3 separate regions of the Mus musculus genome follow, and all the other regions are linked to region 1. The links are chromatin loops, found by intact Hi-C in ENCODE. Cell type or tissue: gastrocnemius. All regions are shown on one strand.

Region 1 (8,000 bases):
CACGGCTAGAAGTAGCCCCTGAGGCTACCTGGGTGAGCAGAGGAGAGGGACAGTCAAGGCTAAGAGGAAAAGGTGGCACAAGAGGGACCTGCAATCTGGGAGGCTCGGGTTGATATAAATACATACAGGGGAGTCGTGCACACAAAATAGAACTTGTTATATAAAAGTTGTACAGGATCTAGAAAAACCTTAATATAAAATAGTCTATAAAAATATAAAATGTAGTGAAAATATAAAAGTGTCAACGGTTGGAATATCGGTAGGTCCCACCAGACGGGGCGCCAAGCGCAGGGTGCTCCTCTACTGTGGCACGTGCATTTGGACCCACACGCTGGAGGCTGTGCTTTGGCTTTCTCAGCCCACGAGGCTCACCAGGCAGGAGCCATGCGTTGCATGCTGGGTAAAGGTTCAGATGAAAAGCAGCACGAGGCAGTCCCTGACATGAGGGGTACCTGCCACGGTGGCTGGGAGAAGTCTGGAACCTCAGGAACACTAGAGGAGGGTAAAGACAGTCTCCGTGATGAGGGAATGGGAGAAGATGGCTCAGTCACCGGAGCCTTGCCTCTGGGACAAGCATCTGCCATTTTGTCCCCAAACTGGAAAGAGGGCAAGCCCTCCTTCTCAGCTCTGAAGCCACTGAGTCATTTATCCAGGGATGAGAGCCTCTAAGTGTGCATTTGTGCATTCCCCTTGGGGCCTCTTGAGACTTTTACCTGAGCACTGATGCTAACTGCTTGAGAAACTAATGCCGTCTCTCAGGGAATGGCAGAACAGGACCCCATGCATATTGGAGATTTTCGTTTCCAATCACTGGGCTGGAACCCAGAGTCCCACACACCAGGCACATGTTCTAAGCCATGTCCCCGGCATCACCAGGTGCTTTAAAGACTCCTCCACCAGCATACAGGACAAAAGCAACCCGCCAGTAAATTTACACCAAATGCACATCTGGACTGGCATCTTCTGGTACGAAACTGACATGGCAACTGAGCCCTGGGGCAACCCTACCCTGCGGCACTTCCTAACAGCTGTCCCCAAGGCTGAGAGCCGGCACTTCCAAGGGGGTGGGGCATCTCCCTGCATTTGGTCTCAGGGAGGCTCTGGAATAGCAGTAAGACCACTGTCCAGCTCCAGACAAGCTTCCTGAAGAAACCAGGCCTCAAACCACCATCCTAAAGACACAAGGATGACATTTTTGATACCTGAAGATAGGCAAAGGCCATTGGCTAAATAGAGAGACCAGCTCCTTTTACATGGTAATAAATGAAGCAACTTTTGGAGAAGTTAAGCATAGTCTAGATACTGAAAAATGGACTCAGCCACTCAAGTGCTAGAAAGCAGACAGCAAAAACAGGAAAATGGGTCATGGAAAAAGCGCTTCTCGAAACTGTCTTGCTCCGCTCCTGAGTCTGAGTGTGTTTACACTAAGGATTGTTTCCAATTTTCCCCCAGGTAGTGTAAAGTAGTCCAAGGCTGTTTCCCTTGTGCTCCCATAATACTGTGTAACATGCTTTCTCATGACAGTCACCCATCAGCGATGCGCTGGGACTGAGCAAAAATAACCTTTCTTGTTCAAACCCTCTCTGGGCTTCAAGAAAGAAGTGTTCCAAGTCCCCAGAGTCTGCTATTCCAGAGGCCATAGTGGCCCCAGATCCCTGTTGAAGACAAGGATAATCCAGGCAACACAGAGACTAGAACTCACCACTCCAGGTGCTTCCAGATGCAGGAAGCTGGCAGTCAGCCCCACTCCAGCTGTCAGGCAGGAGAGATTCTAGAGCCCTGAATCCAGGAGCCCACAAGCCACAGATCTGAGAGTTTCCTATGTTCCCTTATGCAGGGCTGGGTCTACTGCAAGGTCCCTTTGGAACCCCAAGCCAGCCAGAGTTGGAGAATGGTGTCTACAAGTCAGCTCCCAGCTAGAAGAGCTTCCTACAGCAGCTCCTGGAGATGTGTTTAGCCCCACTGCAATCTGGGACAGACAGCTGGCAAAGCAGCTGGCAGTGAGAAGTGTGGGCACTGCTGCAGATCAGGGGGAGTGCTGCAGTCTGAAAGGCTACATAGGAGAGCAAAGGCTAGTCCAGAAGGGACTGCGGCTGGCAGTGCCAAGCCACCAGCAGAGGGCTCCCACGCCAGCCTGGGAGGCCAGTTGTGTGCTTGCTTTTTAAAGAGGTCCCTCTTCTTATGGTGACCTTGTGACCCTGGAAGCAGCCACACTGTGGCGCCCTGCACATTCCTCCACAGTGCTGCCCTTGGGTAAAAGAAAGAGCATAGGGAGATGTGGAACATAGTTTTTGTGGGGCGAAACACGCACACAACTGGCAGATGCTGTAAACAGGCCCTTGGAAACAGTCACCCGGTGAGTCACCAATCAGGCAGCAAGCATATGATGCATGTGACACGGAAATGGCTGTAAAGCCACCTGCCCCCTGCCCCGAAATGGGAGATGAGAAAGTGCAGCTTAGCTCTGGACATCTGCCCAGCAGAAGCCAGAGGCTGTAGATGTTACAATCTGACAGCTGATGTGCAGTGATGTGCCTTTGCTACTTTTGGTTATGAAGGAAGGCAAGAAGAGCAGCATCCTAGGGTGGGGATCCATTCAAGTGTCTTCCTCCTCATCGCTAACTAGCTCGCCTTTGTCAGGGCTAGTGTCCCGCTCACGCAGGAAGTCCTCTCGAATGGCCTCCAGCTCTGTCAGCTCCAGCCGGACCTTCTCCAGGTGGTAGGCTCTCCGGTTCCGGATCTGGCGCAGGGGGAAGGGGTTCAGATCCCCAAAGGAGATGCTGATCAGCTTCCTGGTGGGACAAAGGGCAGAGATGAGCATCAGCAGAGCTCAGGTGAGTGCCCAGAGCACTGCCTAGAGACCAGAGAAGGGAGTAAGGCACATGTACCATGGGATGGGGGAATATCACCCTGGGAACCCAGGCCCAGCTTATGCAGAGAGGCGGAAGGCACAGTGAGCTCAGACTCCATTTTGACCTGATTCTCCATCTGCACCCTGGAAGCGATGGGAGGTGTACTCTATATGGTTTCTACATGTAGTAGGCACTAATAGCCTGGTGTTCACTCAGAGATAGCAGGGGTCAGTGAGTATGATTCTCTGGAAAACTGTCCTGATACCAACGGACTAGGCATGGTGATGGCGTCAGATCCTATCTGCAGTGTGACCTGGGCCAAGATGCACTCTACAGAGGTACACGCAGCATTCAATGCACCAACTGACAACAATGTCTTAGGTTTGTAATACTTCAGCTACTGGACAGTCTGTAATAAAAATAGAGCTAGGGACAGTCGGCACGCCTGGCTTTGCTTTCCAGCACTCACGGGTCAGTTGTACTGGTTCCTTGGTATCACAGAAAGACAGAGCTTCTCTTATGCCAAGGGATAGGTCACTTCCCAACTGATTCTTCCAGGCCTATGGTCTTGCTCCCTGATAGCAGGGGCTCATTCCCTTGTTAGCCACCTGCTGCTCCAAGGCCTGAGCTCCATTTAGCATGGGTGTATAAAGGATATGCACCTTTCTCATCTTTATATTCCAACAGCTTCTCTTGTAAGGAAGTGAAAAGGTGAGACTGGCCTGCCTTCTTTAAAGGCCAAGTTCTCCATGCGTTTGTTCTAGGACAGGCAAGTACTGGAGGTTATGAGAGGCCCGACGAGGCCCAGCTGTGTCTCAGGCCCAGCCTTGTGAGCTAGCTGGGGTATGCCACTGAGACTGGGATCCAGGAGTTTACCACTGTCCTTTCTCTTACATGAGCCACAGGCTCTGTAAGCCAGAAACCTCAGGCCTTGCTCCAAAGTGAAAAAGGGGGTATGGCATTATTCCTTTACTCCTCTAGTTGGAAAGAGCCAACAGCAACATGGCCCGGGCTGCAAAATAGGGGAACCCAGACACTGCCCTTGAATGCCCAGCCTCTCATGGACCCTGCAGCCACCAACCAGTTCAATCTTGCATCGTCCGGTGTCTCCTGAATGCACCTGGCTATGGAAACGCCTGACCACTTTGTAAGACCTGTCTAGTCTGCGGAACTGCCTCACCTCAGACAGCTAGTATGGGCAGCTCCTTAAAATACTGAAACTCTAGTGTGGAGGTGGAACAAAGGCACCAGCAACCTCAGCAACCTCCCAGGAGGTGGGAGGTTGCAGGACAGGGGGAATAGGACCAGGACCTCATGTACATATTGGGAGCTCTTGGTCTGTGGCCTTGACTTTCTAAAGCAAAGGGGAAACTGCATCATGAGCCATTCACCAGGGGGCGCTGTAGGATCAGGCAAGATGGGAGCTGCCTTGTTCTGTCCAATGGTGACAGGAAGTAGAGGAGGAAGATTTATCTCCAGGCAGCCCTGACATCCCCCTTAAGAGTGTCATGGTGAGGCAAATCCATCTCTGGAACCAAAATGCTCTCCACTGTCATGTGGGAATTCATTCAGTTACTCTTAATAATCTTAACCAATGCGACATGAACACAATCCTCACCCTGAACCTTTCACCAGTCTTGCACAGCAAACACTTTCAGATGCCCTTTCTCACTGGGCACAAATCCAGTTAGTCTTAGTTAGGCACTAAGCCTAAAGCCATCTTGAAAATGTACTCCCTACGAGAAAGATCCTAAAAACAGCGACGACCTCCCAGAGACCTGGTATAGCTTCTGCCAACTACTTTCGTTGCCAAGGTCTACCCCAGCTGCTGGAACCAGAGCAGCCACTAATTGTGGCCTAGGGAAAATGGCAGCCCAGACAAGAAATAGCCACGTGGCCCAAGGTGTGTGTGTGTATACATGTGGGGACATGATTCATGACTCCTCTTCAAGCTGGAAACCTAGGGTTCTTTCAATTTCAAAATCCCCAATCTCTTCCATCTGTCCCACTTCTCTCCACCTCTCAGGACACCCCACTCCGGGCCACCACCTTTCCTCCTGGGGACTTTCAACAGTCACCATCTACCCTCCCAGTGGCTGGTCCTGCCTCAATCCTCTTATCTTTCAGTGACATTCTGTTACGATTAGAATGAAGCTAAAATTCCTGAGTACGGCCTAAGGAGCCAGGCTAGGATGTAGCCATGAGCCCCAGCAGCCGGGCACAAACTTGGTGGCCCCTCTCGTTGTTCCCAAACATGTTTCCTCTGAGCACCTCTGTGCCCCAAGGCATCCCTGAGGCACGGCTTGGGCTTCCTCACACTACGTTTGTGGATCAGGAAAGGCATGTTCCCTCTGGAAACCTCAGCGCTCAGGGCTGTCTTTTTATCTACCATCTCACTCCTGTAACACATGGCCCTTCCCATTTCTTTCTCTAGGAAAGAGCACCACGGCACCCTGGACAACCCCGAGTCTGAGGAGCCTGTGGACTCACCTGGCATCGAGGATAGTCCGAGTGAAGTAACGCAGATACTTGAATATGGACATCGAATCTTGCAATTTCAGGATCTCCTCTTCCTTATATTTAAAAAGTGCCAGGGCAAAACGGAAAATAACCTGCAGGAAAGCCAGGGAAACGGTAATTGCACGAGGCTGGGCTTTGAAGTTCTCCCTGGGGCTGGCTAGAGGAAGTATCCTGAGGGCCCTGCCCTTGGGCGGACACCTGAACCGAAGGGTGACTTCCAGGACTGGACAAGGCCCTTAGGTACAATAAAACAAATACTTGTGGTTTCCGACAAGGCAGCCGTGTTCCTAGGAGGTAAGGTGACTGACTGACTTGTGGAATCCTTTCACTTTTGGCTAACTAACCTTTGTAGTCAACAAAGAATACATATCTAGACACCACTTTTACATAAGATCAAAACCTGGGCTTTTTTGACTGAAAATGTGAAACTGCCAACTCCAGAGCCAGGCATAGTCTCGGCTGGTTCTGACCGCCTTTTCAATATGGTGAAATAACAGTGGATTTTGCTGATTTGCTTTTGGGGTACTAAGGGGAAGGCTAGGGGGGTAGTGAACTCCTGGTGATCTTACAAGTTCAGGCAGCTTTGGAACAAACTGCTATTTCCACATCTAAGAGCCCTGAATGGCTACTCTAGCCCACACTGTATGATACTTAGTAAGTGGTATTTATAGGGTTAAATTGTTCATGGTTCTCTTCACCTATGGCCCAATAGGAGCAGCGTTTATGATTCTAGTTGAAAGTTCTTTGTATTAATGACAAATTAGACTATAAAAGTGGCAATGCTTTGTGTTGGACACTGAATCTGCATATGGGGTGACTGCAAAAGGCCCTTTTGAGTGGTCATCTGTTACCTCAATGCTACCCATGGACCAACCTTTGATCCTGCAATGCTGGGCTAAATCTATAATGCACTTGCACACATGCAGAGAGATGAAAAGTCCCATGAGAGCTGGGTGTAGCTTTTTCTGAAGCAGCAAGAGATTGGAAGCAACCAAAGTGGCCACCATCAGGGGCTATGGTGCACGAGGAAACTCCAGTGAGTTACGAAACAGGTTCTCTATGTGCTGACACAGAACTAGTTCCAAGACACAGTAAAGTTAAAAGCAACGCTTAAGAAATATGTGAAGGCTCGATGCCCCAGTGTAGGGGAATGCCAGGGCGGGGAGGCAGGAGTGGTGGGTGGATGGGGAAACACCCTCAAAGAAGCAGGAGGAAGGGGGATGGGCTAGGGGGTTTCTGGACGGGAAACCAGGGAAGGGGATAACATTTGAAATGTAAATAAATAAAGTATCCAATAAAGAAAAAAAGAAACATGAAAGACAACATATAAATTGAGGAGACAGACTGTTTTCCTACTATATTTTCTTAGTTATGTTTAGTTTTTATTTTTACTTAACATTATTTATTTATTTATTTATTTATTTATTATTTAGTGTGTCTATTTGTTCGTTTATAGAGGTCGGAGGGGCTTGCTACGTTGTTCCACCAGCCACTTGTTTGTTTACTTTTGGTGTGCTGTGCTATGGTATAGTGCAGTATTGGGGGGGTGGGCAGCTGGAGGGCAGGGACTGAACCTAGAGGCCTTGTATGAGCACAGCAAGGGCTGGCCCACTCAGCTACTGAGCATCATGCTAGGTTACTCTGTGACAGGCTCTCCCTGGGAGCTACCATGCCTAGCTTCAGGCTGAGGGTCTTCACGGATGAGCATGTGACTGCTGCTTCCCAAGGCCTGCAGGAACCCATCACAGGGAGGTAAGTTTGGTGCTGTGGTAACCTCACAAGCTCCAGGAGAATCAGCCATTCTGCCACTACTGACACAGCCTGTCACAGTCCGACGAGTGCGTATAGCTGCAGAGCCCACTCACCTTTGGTCCCTCATAAAGGAAAGAGTCCCATATTTTAAAGAGGATGTCGCTGACAACGCTGTCCACAAATACCACCAGAAACCAGTTGAAGGTGATGAGGGTGTAGTCCACTTTGTACTGTTCAAAATGGGTGTGCAGTCGAGGCAGCTTCTCACTCAGGAGGTCTCTGAACACCCGCTGGTCCACCTGGAGAGGGCACAGAGGGCGGAAAGGCCTGGGGTCTGGCAGGGCACGAAGCAAGCAAGCCAGAACAGCTGTGCCACCTGAGAGCAGAGGGTGGAGCCCGTGGGGACGTGCAGCAACACAGCTCTTCTGGATGTCCATGTGGGGCACATCATAGAGCCAGGCTGCTCTGTGTCTCAGGAGCAGCTGACCGAAAATTCTGCAAGGCCACTACTATGTGTCATTCTCCCTAGGGTATGGGGAGAAGGGAATGGTCTCCAGCCTGAAAGCAGCTCCTGTACTCAGCATCTTATGTGGAAGCAGGCTAGTGAAAAGAGCTGGTAGGTTGGTGTCAGCCTGCCAACACTCCTATGAATACAGGCAGTCTTAGATGCATGAGCGCCGGACAAGAAATAGAACACGACTGCTCACACCATGCAGTGAGCAGGTCTGACAGGGCAGGGTGGCAGAAAGAACACGCGAGTTAGAGGATCCCAGGTGAATCCGAGTTAGTTCCACCTACAAAGGATGTTCTAAACAGTTCTGTACTCTTCTGAAGGATAGGCAGAGATAGCTGACTTACCCACTGTGCTGCTGTGAG
Region 2 (8,000 bases), 240 kb after region 1:
TCTTCTCAACTTCTTTCAGCATTCCCTAATTCAACAACAGTGGTTAGCTGCTTCTGTTCATTGGTTGGGGGTAAATATCTGCACCTGACTCTTTCAGCTGCTTGTTGGGTCTTTCAGAGTGCCGTCATGCTAGATCCCTTTTTGTGAGCACTCCATAGCCTCAGTAATAGTGTTAGACCTTGGGACCTCCACTTGAGCTGTATCCCACTTTGGGCCTGTCACTGGACCTTCTTTTCCTCAGGCTCCTCTCCATTTCCATCCCTGTAATTCTTTTAGACAGGAACAATTATGGGTCAGAGTTGTGACTGTGTGATGGCAACCCCATCCCTCACTTGATGTCCTGTCTTCCTGCTGGAAGTAGACTCTATAAGTTCCCTCTCCCTACTGTCAGACATTTCATCTAAGGTCCCTCCCTTTGAGTCCTGAGAGTCTCTCCCCTCCCAGGTCTCTGGTGCATTCTGGAGGTTCCCCACCCCCCTGACACCTGCAACCTCCTATCTCCCGAGGTTGCCTGTTTCCATTGTATTTTTCATCCTAATGGCAATTGGGTGCACCAAACTCTGGTGCATCCAACTTCATAAAATAGTACAGCTGGAATTAAAGATAAAGATTAACTCAAACCAATAAGAGGTGCTTTAAACATACTGCTTCATCCAGTAGGCAGAATGAACAGAAAAACCTCAGAACTAAATGACATCTTATATTGAATGGACATAACAGATAACTACAGACTGTTTCCCCGAAGCAGCAAAGAATATCCAGTCTGTTCACCATGGAAATTTCTCTAAAATAGACCACGTATTGGGACACAAAATGAACCTTAACAAATTCATAAAAACGGAAGTGATTCTATGTGTTCTATTAAATCATATGAAGTAGAGTTTAAAACCAACTGTAAACAAATCTACAGCAAGCACATACACTTGATGGGGATTAAAGAACTCATTACTAAATGCTGAATGGGTCAAAGAAGAAGTTGGGAAGAAAGTAAAATAACTTTCTTCAACTAAATGAAAATGAAAACACAACGGAGCAAAACTTCTGGAACGTGATAAAGGTGGTTGTAGAGAGGGGACTTTGTTTCTCCAAGTGGCTGAGGTAAAAGATCAGGAAGAGCATAAATGACCTAATAGTGTAAGTCAAGAATGTGGGAAAACAAGAAAAAAACCAAATTCAAGTCCAATAGACAGCATGAAACAGCAGAAATCAGTGAAACAGAAACAAACAAAAATTCAACATAATGGATCAAAGAGTCTAAAACTGATGTTTTTTTTTTTTTTGAGAATATAAAAAGGTTGGCAGACCCTTGCCTAACCAACCAAAACAAAGAATGACATGGCCCAAATGAACAGAATCAGGAAGGAACAGGAAACATTACAGTAGACACCCTCACCCCCTAGAAAAAATCAGAATAAGAGAATAATTTAAAAACCCATACTTCTTTAAATTGGAAATTCTTAAAGACATGGATGCGTTTTTAATTCACCCAAACAACCAACCAAGAAGAGAAAAATATGTCAAAGAAATTCATAATAAAGGAGGACACTGATTTAGTAATAATAATAATAATAATAATAATAATAATAATAATAATAATAATAATAATAAATCTTCCTATTTAAAAAGCCCAGGCCAGATGGATTCACAGCAGAATTCTACCAGACTTTCAAAGAAAGTCTACAACCAATACTTCTAAATTATTAAAAGTGCCCCCAATTGGAAAGAAAACCACAGCTGTACACAATGCAGAGATCAATGGATTTGGGGGAGCTCAGCCCTAAGAGACATCTTCTACAAAACTCTCACATCTAAGGCGCAGGGATCGCCAGGGAACAAGGGGTAGAATCAGACAGGGCAGCCTAAACCCAACGTGTCAATAGAAATGCTGATGCAGGGTCTGGAAATCTCAATGGGTGCCAACCCCTAGACAAAGAACTACAGGCAGCTCTGGACTTCAGAGGAGTAACAGTCAATTTCCTTGTCCCTCTGAAAGAATCCATTGCAACAAGCCGAATGTAATCAATTATATTTGGACATTTTGTAAAAGTAATGCCTTTAAAAATATATATTAATAATACGTGTATCACAGGAGTAGGACTTCCAGCCAGGAAACACTGGGAGGGAGTTAAAGCAGCAGAAGGCGGCTCTCCCAAGGAAGAGACCCCTGACTGCTTATTTAATACAAAGTGGTCAGCCCTGGAATTCCATGCACATACACAATAGGAACGCCCTCAGGAGATGGTTTTTTATAGATTTGTGCACATATACACATAAATATGTAAAAAGAGAAAAGAGGTCATCAACTTGAGAAGGAGCCAGAGGGGCATGAGGGGGACTGGGGGAGAGGACACAGGAATCGTCAGAAGCAGGAAAGTAAAGGGGGGGGGGAAGTGATGTAATATTTTAATTAAAATATATTAAGAAACATAAGAAAATGGGACTCCTCTTTTTTTTTTTTAATCCGTTGAAGTTCTCAAATACCTTCAGTTTAAAACCACCATTTATTCTGAGATTCTGTTGTGTTGCTATACAACTGATACAGGGATTAGCCATCTTGGAGGCTATTCAGGATGAATTACTCCACCCCATTGTCAACTTTCAACCGCACTTCCCATTCCTGTGGTAAGTCTAGGAAGGTAAACACCAGCTTTGTCATGCCTTAGGGTTCACATTGCTATATGAAAAGGTAGAGGTGTCTGTGCTATGTTGAAGCCCATTAAGATAAAGTTACAACATGTATGTCCAAAGACTGGGATCTAGGTTTTACCACCGACTCTGTGTAGAGATAGATATGACATTTTAAACTACCCAAAATGTGACATGCTATGGTTCACTCCTTTTAAAAATGGACAGCCAGAGCCTGACAAATACAGAGGCAGATGCTCATAGTCAACTGTTGTACTGAGCACGAGGACCCCAATGGAGGAGTGAGAGAAAGGACTGAAGGAGTTGAAGAGGTTTGCAACCCCATGGGAAGAACAACAATATTAACCAATCAGACCTCCCCAGAGGTCCCAGGGACTAAACCACCAACCAAAGGTACACATGGAAGGACCCATGGCTCCAGCTGCATATGCAGCAGGCATCAATAGGAGGAGGGGCCCTTGGTCCTGTGAAGGCTTGATTCCCCAGTGTAGGGGAGTGCCAGGGTGGTGTGGTGGGAGTGGGTGGGAGGGAAGGTATGATGGGGGGTTCTGGAGGGGAATCCGGGAAAGGGGATAACATTTGAAATGTAAATACATAAAATATCCAATAAAAAACAAAACAAAACAAAAAAGAATGGACGGCCCAGATTGTCAGTCACTTTGAGAGAATACCATCCTTCAGGAAAGATGGTTCACTTGAAGCCATGCTAGTGAGATGAGAGGATTAATTAGCCCTCTAAGAAGACTTATCCTTTCAGAAAAGCTCCTTCCCCCACAGATGGTTTAAGAGTCTCTATCAAGTGGTACTCTGGAGACTGCCTGTTCTGAGTTACTCGAAGGAACCCGACCTTTTGCATTTCTCATTCTTTTCAGAAATCATTTATTCTTTCAGATACTAGGCAAAAACCTAAGTATGCTGACGCTGACACTTTGAGCTTCCCCAATTCTTTCCCTGAAACCCATCTCTTAGTGCCACAGTGTGTTTGCTTGATTATCTCCATTGATGAGCCTGCCTGGTTTCTTGGCCCAACTCAAATCGGGCACAACCTCTCTCTTCTACTCCACCTTGTGGTAGCTGCAGAGAGTTACAATCTTCCTGCCCAGTATTTGTCTCCCAAACTTTAAGAGTTGTTCTTCAGCTTTCTTGTGGATCTATTTCCTAACTCTTTTATTCGTGAGGCCAAGAACCAACTGACAAAACTGCAATTTATTTGTTAATCTTAAAATGCGATTTGTTTATATAAGACAATATCATTAGAGCAGTAGAGTCATGATAAGAGATACATTACACTATAAAATTTAATGTTAAATACTTAGATTTAATAAGATTTCCTTCCAAAATATATTCTAAATAAATATGTATTAATAAAACTTTTATTTCATTTATATAATAGTAATAGGAACCATAAAATCCTATAATCTCTTTTCCAAAATATTCTTAGTATAAAACTTAAATGAAAGTTCCTCGTATGGGTAGGCTATATGTAAAATATGTGATGTATATGTTTGCTTGGTCTTTCAAAGCTGTCTTTTTGTGTGATTATGTATTTATACACTGTTTATGTGTGCTTATGTTTCATATATCATTTACTTGGTATCAAATTGGCTCATGAGTAAGTTCTCATATAAAACAGAGCAGTTAAATTAGCCCAGCTTAAGGGGAAAAAAAATTCAGCTTCAACTGCCCTGAAAGGCTAAGTAAGCTTGGCCACATGTCCAGGATGTCAATCGAAGAATACTTGCAAAGTATGAAAAAGGAATATTGAACCAATGTGATCACTTTGGTAAAACAAAGACATGGCTAGTGGCCCTAGATCTTTCTTTGGGGGAAATTAACATGTTTTAAAATTTAAATAACAATTTAAAATTTTTTTCTTAAAAGAAAATATATGTATCTAACCCTGCAGCTCAGCCCAGGATGTTGTCTCCTGGGTCCTCGTCTCAGTTCTGGGTCTGCAGCACGGCCTCTGCTCCGTGAGGGCATACATGAAGGATGATCACTTTCCATGTAAGGCATCGTTTTTCCTATCAGAAAACTTCCTTCATCCAAGATGACCAACTCATTATTGCAAAGATCAAGATGGTAACTTAGAGCTGAACTTAAATGTTTTATATATTTGTTTGAATGCTTTAAAACAAAATATTTTAAGGTTTTAAAAGATATTTTGATACCACTGTCACAACAACACAAGAAAAGTTTTCAAAGTACGTCTTAGAAATAATGTAAGATATAACTTCAAACATTTGAAAAATGGCCGTTTGAAAAAAAGCTTAAAGACATACAGAAGACATCTTAAAACATCTTAAATTTTACAGGTAATCTTAATGTATTATGCCATGATAATATATTTGGAATACTGTTCATCTCCTTAAAACAAAAGGTATTTTAAAGTGCCTGCTGTAATGACTTAAGTCTTTGACAAATAATTATTCAAATTGACTTATTTTCCCATATTATAATTGTTACATGTTTAAAATACCACACACATGTTTTCTATGAAAACATGGTACAGCCTACTGCAGTTTCATCTAAAATTATAATGTTAAAATTTGTTTGCTAGATCTTTTGGAAACAATAACAATAATAATGATAAAAACTATTATGTTTTTAAAAAGGGGATACAAAGGTTATAGTTATGAGATATAATTGTGGCAATAGAAGTTTAAAAAATGCTTTGTGATAAGAAAGAACTTTGTACTGCAAGATAACGATTATTCCAAAATGAAAATGGATGAGAATAATGTAAGATTAAAGTATCTTGTAGAAATATTGTGAAAATAAAGCTTGAACAAAGCGAATATGGTTTAAAAGTTGAGCATCATACAAAGGTTGTTAATTTTTAAGGTCAAATTTTAATATGAGATAAAATCAATGTTTGATTCTGTGTTTGCAGCAGTGAGGTTTTCTTAAGAATTAATCTAATGTTTATATAAAAGACAGGCTTAGAACAACAAGGGCTTTGTTGTATTCTTTTATTAAATGAGACATTCAAAACATTTGATTAGACTTTTACTTTCATATCTTATACTGGGCAAAGCTTCTGCTTGTTAGATAGCCATTGCCTTATGAATATCTTGGACAATTCCTACAACATTAACATAACAATCATGGAACTTGCTTTAGTGCACAAATATTTAATCTGTTTATAAACTTTAGCCTATTAAGCAAATAATACCTATAAAATGTCAAAATTAACTAAAGCTCTAGCTTCTTCCTAAGATTTACCCTTTTTGGTAAACATTCATAATCTCTTTAAAAAACAACTCAGAATTGTTCCTGTCTAAAAGAACTGCAGAGATAATAATAGAGAAGAGATTAATGGAAAGATGATCCAGTGACCTGCCCAACTTGGGATCCGTCTCAAGGGGAGGCTCCAAGGCCTGACACTATCACTGACGTTATGATGTGCTTATAGACAGGAGCCTAGCATGGCTGCCCTTCAAGAGGCCCAACAAGAAGCTGACTGAGACAGTAGCAGATACTTACACCCAGCCATTGGACTGGAGTCAGGGTCCCCTATGGTTGAATTAGGGAAAGGCTAGAAGAAGCTGAGAAGAATGGCAACCCCACAGGAAGACCAGCAGTCTCGACGAACTGGGACCCCTGAGATCTCTCAGACACTGAGCCAGCAACCAGGCAGCATACAGGAGCTGGTCTGAGGCCCCTGACCTATACAGCAGAGGACTGCCAGGCCTGGGATCAGTGGAAGAAGATCCACCTAACCTTTAAGAGACTTGAGGCCCCAGGGAGTGGGAGACCTGGAGGTAGTGGGAGGGAGGGCATCCTCTTGGAGACAGGGAGAAGGAGGAATGGGATGAGGAACTATGGGAGGGCAGACCAGGAGAGGGGCAATGACTAGATTGTATGAAAATAGAAGTAAAAAAAATTAAAAATCACATTTTAAAGAAAAACACTATTATAAAGGATTTTAAAATCTATTTTAACTGTCATAACTAAAAATTCGAAATTACTTAAAAATATTTTCTAAATAAAGGACAAAGAAAACCAGATGGTTTCATCAATTGAAAGAAAAAGGCATTGCCTCAGAATCTGGAGGAAAAAAAGATTCTCTCTGTATATTCTTACTTACTCTTTCTTACTCACTTGTGCACCTAAACCCAAGGAAGTGAACTTTTAAATTCACATTTCTCACCTCAGACCTGCCACCTTCAATTGAAAATTGATATTGGAAAATATTCATCTTCAAAAACACTGATAATCAAACATTCCAAGTTAGTAAAATATTCTCCTAATTTATGCTTCTTAAGTCTTTTATAATTAGATGGCTTTAAAACTGGTTATTGCCTTAGTCACAGTTTCTATTGCTGCAACAAAACACCATGCCCACAAAGCAAGTTGGGGAGAAAAGTATTTATTTAGCTTACACTTTCATATCCTTGTCCATCACCGAGGGAAGTTAGGACAGGAACTAAATCAGGGCAGGAACGTGGAAGCAGGAACTGATGTATAGGTCATGGAGGGGTGCTGCTTACTGACTTGCTTCACATAGTTTGCCCAGACTGCTTTCTTGTAGAACCCAGGACTACCAGCCCAGAGATGGAACAACCCACAGTGGGCGGGGCCCTCCAGCACTGACCACTAGTTAAGAGGGAACAACCCACAGTGGGTGGGGCCTCTAGCACTGACCACTAGTTAAGAGGGAACAACCCACAGTGGGCGGGGCCCTCCAGCACTGACCACTAGTTAAGAGGGAACAACCCACAGTGGGCAGGGCCCTCCAGCACTGACCACTAATTAAGAAGATGCTTTACAGATGGATCTCAGGAGGACATTTCTGTAATTGAGGCTCCTTCTTCTCTGCTGATTCTAACTTGTGTCAAGTGGACACAAAAAATGAGCCAGTATAGTTATGTATGATATTTAGCATTTTATTTAGTCTATTACCTAAGTTATAAAGTAATGGTAATCTAGGTTTTAATAAAGTTATGATGAGTATATTATGTCCTTAATCACACACACACACACACACACACACACACACACACACACACACACACTGTGTTGGTAGGATTGTTTTCTTACCCAGAACCCCTGTCTTATTCCAAACTAGTTTTCAAATGAATCAGAGTCAGTATCTTTGTAAAAACTTTTTTTCACCTTACTCAGTATAATATGAATAAAAGAAATTTAGTTTTTAAATTGACAAAACTTAAATCTTCAAAAAAACCTCCCTCCATTTTGGTGATAGCTATATTTTTGAAATAGAAATAGTTTTTTCAATTAATAAAAAGAAAAAAAGTATTAACTAGGTCCAATCAATTAGGTTACTTTGTTTCTGTTAATATTAAAATAGTAATGATATTTAATACACTAAATTAACAATGTTTAATACA
Region 3 (8,000 bases), 62 kb after region 1:
CATTTCCTGGCTTTTTACTGAATGGCAGCCACTCTCATGACATGTGGCAAACATGTTTTTAAAACATCTGTACATTTGAAAGTTCTAGACGATCAGGTCTAAAGGGTCAGAGGTCACGCTAATATCCATGCTTACTGGTGATAATGACTTTCCTTCAGGTAACAAAGGTTGGCTTGGGTTTCTTGTTTTAGTTTAGGTGGGGGGGTGGGGGGGTGGATGGGTGGGAGGGACCTTCACTGGAGCTGTGGAGAGGGCTCAGCTTGCTATGCAACCATGAGGACCTGAGTTTGAATTTCTAGCACCCACGTAAAAAGTTGGCCATGGCAGTATATGACTGTAACCCTAGTATTCTGTGACTCTGTGTGTGTGCATGTGCATGTGCATGTGCGTGTGTTGGGGTGGGTATGATACAAAAAGGCAGAACCCAACAACTTACTGGCTTCAGTGAACAACTCTGTCTCAAGGGAACAGGCAGACAGCAATAAAGGAAGATGCCCCAAATGTCCTCCTGGCTTCTGTTTGCATAAACACTCACATGCATATGCCATGCACACACACATACACCACACATGCAAATGAAGATGGTGATGATGACGATGATACTGCTGTCATAGACCGAGTGGCTTAAGCAGAAATTTATTCTTCATAGTTCTGAATGCCAAGGCATCAGTGACTGGCAAGGACATATGAATGTGTGATCTGGCACTTCCTGTGTCTAACACACAACCAGTCTTCATTCAATGTCTAAGGAAGGACACTTTTATGCTCTGACCTTACAGAGGCCAAAAAAAAAAAAAAATTATGAAGACCCACATTCCATATCAACTTTGAGAAAGATAATAAATATTCACTCAGTCTACAGCACAGAGCTACTTTATGTAAGGCACTGTTCTGAAAAGTTGGCAGAGAGCTAGACTAGACATGGCACAGTAGAGAGAGTCCCTACAACAAGGAGTATGCGAGAGGCAGGGAGAGACAGAAAGCTACTATCTTAGGAACTTGAACAGATATGCCTGCCTTTAAGGAACTGCCTCCCTGAGAAACCATAACACATCAATGAAAAGCCAAGTTCCCACATCTTAAGAATTAAATAATGCTTCACGACCTTACACAGACGCCTGAGTGCAGAACAGCTTAGCAGAAGCATTCAGCAAGGGAGACTGGTTTACCACATCTATTCTGTGTCCAGCACACTATGATTACCCACACCAACAAATGTTTGTCATTAAGCTGAGAGCCGCTCAGCTCCAGGGAATGGGCACTTCTCTCACAAAACGGGGCTGAAGAGTAGGGATCCGTAGTTGTTCAGTTACGTGTGATTCGGAAACGGACAGGCAACACACACATGTCCACGTGAGCACCAAATGCTTACAAGAAAGGGAGAACACGGAGGAAACTCTTTTGTGGCCACTATGATGATATATCCTGCTCCAAGGACTGCAGAGATCAGCTAGGGCAAGGACGTCCTAATTTTGCCCACATTCAGTCACATGCTTTCTTAACTCCCAATACCAGTTCAAATCTAGAAATATCGGTATGCCTCTGGTCCCAGGAAAGTTGGAAAAGAAGCCTCTAGCACCCTGCATACACTCCACAGGAAGCACCTGCCTCTTCTAGGCCTTTGCAGTAGCTTCTACATTAAAGCTAAAATGCCTCCAGCTAGCAGAACCAGACAGGACAAGGTTCTAGGTACTCGCTGCATTACAAGGGACTGAGTGAAGGCAGAAAGCCACTAGACTTTACCTAGTCCAAAACAAGACAGAACCCAAAGTCTGGAGAGAAGATTTGCCAAAGCAGATAATGGGACTTGAACACTCCCCGTTGCCAGAGACTCTGCTTTCAGATGGCCTGAGTCTAGCCTTGTGATCTCAGGCAGATCCTAGCCCCTTCTCAGGCCTCCTTTCCTGCATCTGTAAAATAGGGCTCTGGACCAGATCCCTGACTTTAAGAATAGAGGAGTTTACCAAGAAATTCCAGTCTCAGCTTTCATTAAGACTTAAGCAGTCAGGCATTTTGAAAAAGCCCAATGAAGCCACAGCTTCTCCGGAGAAGGCTGCAAGATGCTTAAAATAAGAAACACATGATGATACGTAATAAGCAAATCACTGCTTTTCTTCTCTTTTTAACTCATCCTTTCCAGAAGAAATGGCGCCTGCAGTTATATGCAGACTCGAACTGGAGCAGGGATAAGCCCTCACCGGCTCTTTGGAAACCGCGGTCTCTCCTGGCCTTTGTGTTAAGCTTCCATGCTCACGGGAATCAGATCACATGAGAAGGAGGATGACCGGTCCTTTCCCGCTTTTCCAATGTACATTTTTTACTCTAGCAGCTCAGGAGGAACTACTGTGTCCTGAAGTTCTCCTTGTGTGTATATGTATGCATGTATGTATGTATGTGCCTGTCCCTATGCTTATGAGAGAGAGAGAGAGAGAGATTAATTAATGTTGGATGTTTTGAGATAGGGTCTCTTGCTGTGTCTAGAGCCCTCAGTTGACTAGACTGGTTAGCCAGGCAGCTCCAGGGACCCTGTTTCTCTCCAGCAGGGTTATAGGTACATTGATGCCATGCCCAGCTTTCACTTGGGTGCTGGGGATCAAATGTAGGTCCTCTTAAGCAGTTCTTCCCAGTCTCGTAAAATCCACTTAGAGAACAAAGCCACCCTGACTCTGGCCCCTGAATCTCAGATGCCCTTCTCTTCAGGAAAGCCCTGCCTTTTCCCATTCCCACCACCTCTGTCAGACCAACACTCTAACTTTCCATAGGAAACCGTCTTGCATGAGGGCTGGAGAAACGGCTCAGGGGTTAAGAGCACTTGCTGCGCTCGTAGAGGACCAGGGTTCAGTTCCTAGCAATTCCCTGGTATTTCACCACTGTCAGTAACTCTGCTTCCAGATCTGATTAAGTCTTCTGGTCTCCACAGGCACAGCACACACACACAGGCACGGCACACTTTCATAAATGTAGGCATAAAATAAAAGAAAGTTTAAAAAAAAAGGTCTGCATGAATATTCATGAAGCCTGTGAAAATCTGAATGAAAATCAGGTGGGTCAGTAACCCATGAGAACGTGTCCCCCTCCTCCTCTTAAAAAGGCAAAACAAAACAGTATCAGGGGCCAGAAGTGTAATAGCTTAAGAGCACCTGCTTTTACAGAGGGCCCAGGTTCAATTCCCAGCACCCACACTGCAGCTCACAACTGTAATTAACTCCAGTTTTCAGGTTTCTTCTCTGGCCTGTGCAGGAACCAGGACATATACATATACTCATATATGTAAAATAAAAAAAGTTTAAATCTTTGCTCTCAGGAGGCAGAGGCACTGAAACTCTGAGTGCAAGGCTGACCAGGGCTATGGAAGGATACGTTGTAAAACACAATCAACCCTGGTGCAGCTATGACCCAGTCTCAGGTGAAATGCCTTGCAGAGCCAGAGTAGAAGCCCTAGAATATCCATCCCCTTCCATAATCCTATCTTCCTATCAGAGTTATCTACCACCCTGAAACCAGGGCTTGTCTCTATGACGTAGCTTCCCAACTCCCTGCAGGGCACAGCATAGATCCTTAAGGTTGATACTGCATATAAACTTCTTAATCCTTACATAAAAGGTATCATTTCTGTAACTTATTCCTTGCTCAGTTTTACATTTGTGACAGACAGACTGACACATACAACTCTGATTTCCTGTTTATTACCCATAACATTCTGTTATATGACCAGAATGACTATTGTTAAGTAGTCCCCAATTAATATTTAATTCAACAGACTATACCACATATTCGGTCAAAGACAGTGCCTGCTGTTTTAGATGTCTGCCAGGTAGTGCTTACAACGTGCCAGCCTTTTTCCGTAATGTTTCCTAGAGCCCTTGCTGCCATCCACAGGGCGGGGGGAGGGGGGGGTGGGTGGGTGGGGGCGGGGGAGGGGTGAAATTCCTATTAGACCAAAGCAGGAACTAGACAGAGAAGTGATAAAATGTGTCCAATCCACATGGTTGATGACTCAGGCTGCAAGTTCAAATCTATCCAGGTCCAAAGCCGTCCATTAAGCACTGTAACTTCACTTAGGCAGATGCTGCCGCTGCTTAGATGCTTTTAAAAAATGAAAGACCTGGTAGGGAGAGAGTTCTAAAGCTATCTGAGAGAATCTGAAACAGGAAGCTCAGTTTTCTTTTTTTCACAGGCAATTCCACCGGAAATTCACCAGGGTCCACATGTACACAGAGGGCAAGCATCTGCCTCTGACAAAGCTCCCTGTGGACGCTCTGGGAGCCAGTCCCAAGTTTACACAGACACTGAGTTACCTCAAGTTGAACTGCAGGCCTGCTTGGCTTCCTTTAGAGAAACATTTTATGCATCTGCTAGTGGGGGGGAACATCACAGCATCCCCCCCCCCTCCACCCCTGTTCCCCCAGTCAGACTCTGCTGAGTCGACAAAGCTCTGAGAAAGGGCTTCAGGGAACAGCTCCAGCTGCTGCACGGTCTGCAGAGCTCAGGAACAGTTGCATGCTCACAAGGCCACTCTCCACTTGGCCAGCTTTGAGAGGGCTGCTGCTTCAAGCCCAGCCCTGTGGCTCTGGAGAAAGCCCAGCTTGCAAGACGGAAGAGAAGCCAGAAAAAGGAGGGTGGAGACTCAGGGAACCAAGCGGGGAGCAAGGCCCAGAGTGAGAGGCAGCCCAGCCCTAGGCCAGGGGTCCAGGCCCTTGGGTGCTCCAAACAGGACCATTCCTAGGAGATGTCAAGGTCCTGGCCTTTAGAACTCTCAGCAACAGGGAAATGCTGCCCCGGGACTGGTGACCATTGCCAAGCCTCCAATACTCAAATCTCTCTGGGGAAGCCTAAGGAAGCCTCCCATAAGCTGAAGCAACCCCTCCCACCTTTTCCAAGAAGCAAGAGTGGGCACTGCTGGAGTACCCCGACCTCTCTAGAGGGGGCTGTGGCAAATTAGTTCCCGGGGCCCTGGTATCACTTGCCTCTGGCTATAGCACTCAATGTACCATATTTACTAAACACTTGAGAGTGGAAACCACTTAATCCCAATACTGTTGTCCCCACTTTACAGAGCAGGCAGCTGAAGCACAGAGGGGTCTTTCAGAGGACCCAAGGTCACAGGAGGAGTTATAAATTAGGCAGGGATGGAGGGTGGAAGCCTGCAACTGTGGGAGGGTCTCCCACAGCATCCAAGGAATGGTGAGCGTGGACACAGGAGGGAAGCGAGGAAAGGCGTATCGGGAGATAATGGGTCAAAGTGTCAAAAGATTAGCTGTGTAACCCCCAACCCTGACTCAGCCTCATAGTCCAAGCACAGGTAAAGGGCAAAAAAAGATAAGAATGAGGAAGGAATCAGAGTAGGCAGTGGCAAAGAGAGGCTTGGGCAGGACAGGAGGAGGCCTTTGGGACAAGGAAGGAAGGTGGAGGGGGAAATCTGCTGACGGGACACGAGTGGGCACCGGGGCGCGATCGTCCCACCTTGAGCACGGTGACTGCACCGGCGCTGTGCACCTGGAAGTGTGTGGGCGGATCTGCTCCGGGCTCCGCAGCCTCATCGCGGCCCTGGTAGCTGAAGCAGGCGTCGGCGATGTCCAGGTGGCCGAGCGGCAGAGCGTCCTGGGGACTCTTGAAGTAGTAGAGGTAGCAGCGGCGCGAGTCAAACACGAACCAGCGGCTGCGGTAGCCGCGCAACGGGCCCTTGCCCGACAGCTTCTGCAGGTAGCCGCACAGCCGCGAGGGCTCCCGTCCCGCCACCGCCCCAGCCTCCGAGCCTGTTCCCGGTACCGCTCCCTCACCACCACTGCAGCTCTCCTCCACGCCGTCCCCGGCCCCCGGCATGGCCTGCCGCCGGCGCCCGCGCCCGCGCTCCCGCCCCGCGCTCCTCCGGGCCGCCGCCGCAGCGCCCACCTCCCCGCGCCGCGCCCTCCGCAGGGCCGTGGCGCGCTGAGCAGCCTGGGACTTGTAGTCCCGCCCCCGCCGCGCCCCCGCAGCGTGGGTAGCCTGGGTTCTTTAGCGATCCAGGCTAGCTCCACCCGTCCTCTACTAGTTGTTTTTTTGGGCATTCAAGGTCCGCCCTATCCCGGGAGAAAAAGTTCTGTTTCTTTATGCGAGCGTGGATTCCACGAGTGGGTTTCTAAAAAAAAACTAAGGAAAGTCTACTTAACACTGCCCTGAACTCCGAATAAGCTTTGATTTTAAAATCCGTGTCCAGCCAGTCATAGGCTCATACTACGAAAATGAGAGCGCCTGTTGCCTGGTACAGAGTGGGTGTTCGGTAAATATTTGTAGAGTTTGTGAATGGAAGCCAAAGTATGTACTGCCTCTCTACATCCTGGTTTGTTCACTGAATGAAAAAAAATTTATGGAGGGCGTTCTGTGTAGGATTCACACACTGGAGACTTGGCAGTGACTTCCTAGCCTCATGGAGATTATATTCTAATAAAGCACAACAATAATTCACACATTTTAAAAGGCAAACAAATAGAAGTTGTTTTGCTGCACAAATGCCCTTATGACCTGGAAATAAGGATGGTTGCTTAAAATACCACTGTGCTGGTAGTGTTTTGTTGTCTTGACCCAAGCTATAGTCCTTTGGGAAAAAGGAATTTTAATTGGGGGGGGGGGGAAGCTGGCAAGTCTGGGAGGCATTTTCTTGATTGATGATTGATGTGGGAGGGTCCAGCCCACTGTGGACCGTGCCACCCCTGAGCAGGTGGTCCTGGATGAAGTAAGAAAGCAGGCTGGGGAAACAGTGACGGGCGAGTCATAAGAGGGCAAGCTGTGTGGAGCAGTCCTCCATAGTTCCTGCTTCCAGGTTCCTGCCTTTTGGTCATGGTTCTTTATTACAGCAATAGAGACCCTAACTATAAGACATCACTTGCCAGTGATTACTTGAGGGTGTCGGGAATGTAGGACTGAGACAAGCTCTCTCCACATAGCCTGGGCTGGCACTGAGCCTTGGATATCTTCCTGCCTCCACCTCCCAAGTGGTAGGATTACAGGAATGTGCTAGCCCCACCCAGCTTCCTAGTACTTCCTGTATCAACTTATTTGAACCCTCAGAACAACCTCACAAGGTGTTTTTAAGTGCTTAACAAAACAAAACATAGTAAAAGGATGGAGTTTGTAAAGGAAGATGAAGGTAAGCTACTTTTGTAGGTTGGTCAGAGGAGGCAGATCTTAAGAAGTGAGCAGAGACCTACGTCAGATGGGAGGGGGAACGGTAACTAGAGACTGAGGAGGGGAACAGCATTCCAGGCGAAGGAAGGATGAGTACAAAGCTCACCTTTCCCAAAGAGAAGTAGACATTCTAGTTATATTTGTGAGGACATATCAAATATACCACTAGAAGAGGGTGCATGATCCCATAGAGCTGGAGTTACAGATAATGGTGAGCTACCACGTGGGTTCTGAAAACCAAATCCAAGACCTCTTCAAGAGGGACTAGTGCTTCTAGCTGCAGAGCCATCTCTCCAACCCTATGCACCCCCTCTTGCTTATTTTAAATTCGTGCATGTGCGAGTGCGCTCTCTCTTTCTGGAGCGCTCACTCGCATGTGCACGCATGCGCACACACCCCAGAAAAGACAAGGACACCAAAGTAGACTGCCCATTTGAAGCTTAGATCAGGCTGTTTAACTTCCTTTTGTGGCAGTCTTTTGTTTACTGCCATTGTTATTGTCATTAGTGTTGCTTCTTCCTCCGTAAGCAGATCCAGAGAGAGGAATCTGTCAGTCTTACCGGTCTATGTGCGCAGTAGGCTAGAGTCCTTTGTGCTTCGTGCCAGCTGGGTTGCTCCAGCGAGTGAGGGGAACCAAGTTCAATCTGAGCCTCACTCTGTGGATCCAAGGGCCTATGACTAATTGGCTTGTGGAGAAGGCCATCAGGATGGGTATGACTTTGAAATGCTACAGAAAGGGGAAGAGCTGGGAAGAGTCGACCTGGGCAGTGTCGATGATGTGTGAGATGATGTGTGAGGCAGAAGGATACAGCCAGTCTGAGTTCAGTCAGTGGGCT

Evidence for each region. Hi-C counts contacts between places; a loop is a spot of excess contacts. Peaks named below come from ENCODE experiments on the same cell type or tissue, not always from the same donor. Only the 100,000 strongest peaks of a DNase experiment are listed, where the experiment ranks them.
Region 2: it touches region 1 in a loop (13-fold over the local background); 37 of 42 quality-filtered maps call a loop at or near these places.
Region 3: a loop joins it to region 1, with 8 times the contacts of the local background. A loop is called at or near these places in 4 of 42 quality-filtered maps.

What each region holds. Positions count from the first base shown.
Region 1 is chr9:90,202,431-90,210,430 of GRCm38, forward strand. It overlaps Tbc1d2b (TBC1 domain family, member 2B), which reads right to left. Exons shown (of 13, transcript NM_194334.2): 11 at 7,238-7,423; 12 at 5,343-5,464; 13 at 1-2,792. The coding sequence ends at 2,597. Among named protein-coding and RNA genes, the nearest start is that of Adamts7, 43 kb to the left of the region's middle. In gastrocnemius, a CTCF peak has its summit at 2,117 (motif pointing right); DNase peaks (open chromatin) are centred at 2,123 and 4,253; H3K27ac peaks cover 1,339 bases.
Region 2 is chr9:90,443,466-90,451,465 of GRCm38, forward strand. No RefSeq gene overlaps it. Among named protein-coding and RNA genes, the nearest start is that of Gm39398, 12 kb to the right of the region's middle. In gastrocnemius, a CTCF peak has its summit at 3,716 (motif pointing left); no DNase peak of the experiment used is centred here.
Region 3 is chr9:90,264,889-90,272,888 of GRCm38, forward strand. It overlaps Tbc1d2b (TBC1 domain family, member 2B), which reads right to left and starts at 5,881. Exons shown (of 13, transcript NM_194334.2): 1 at 5,464-5,881. The coding sequence starts at 5,823. In gastrocnemius, no CTCF peak of the experiment used is centred here; DNase peaks (open chromatin) are centred at 4,301, 4,571 and 5,896; H3K4me3 peaks cover 2,491 bases; H3K27ac peaks cover 4,130 bases.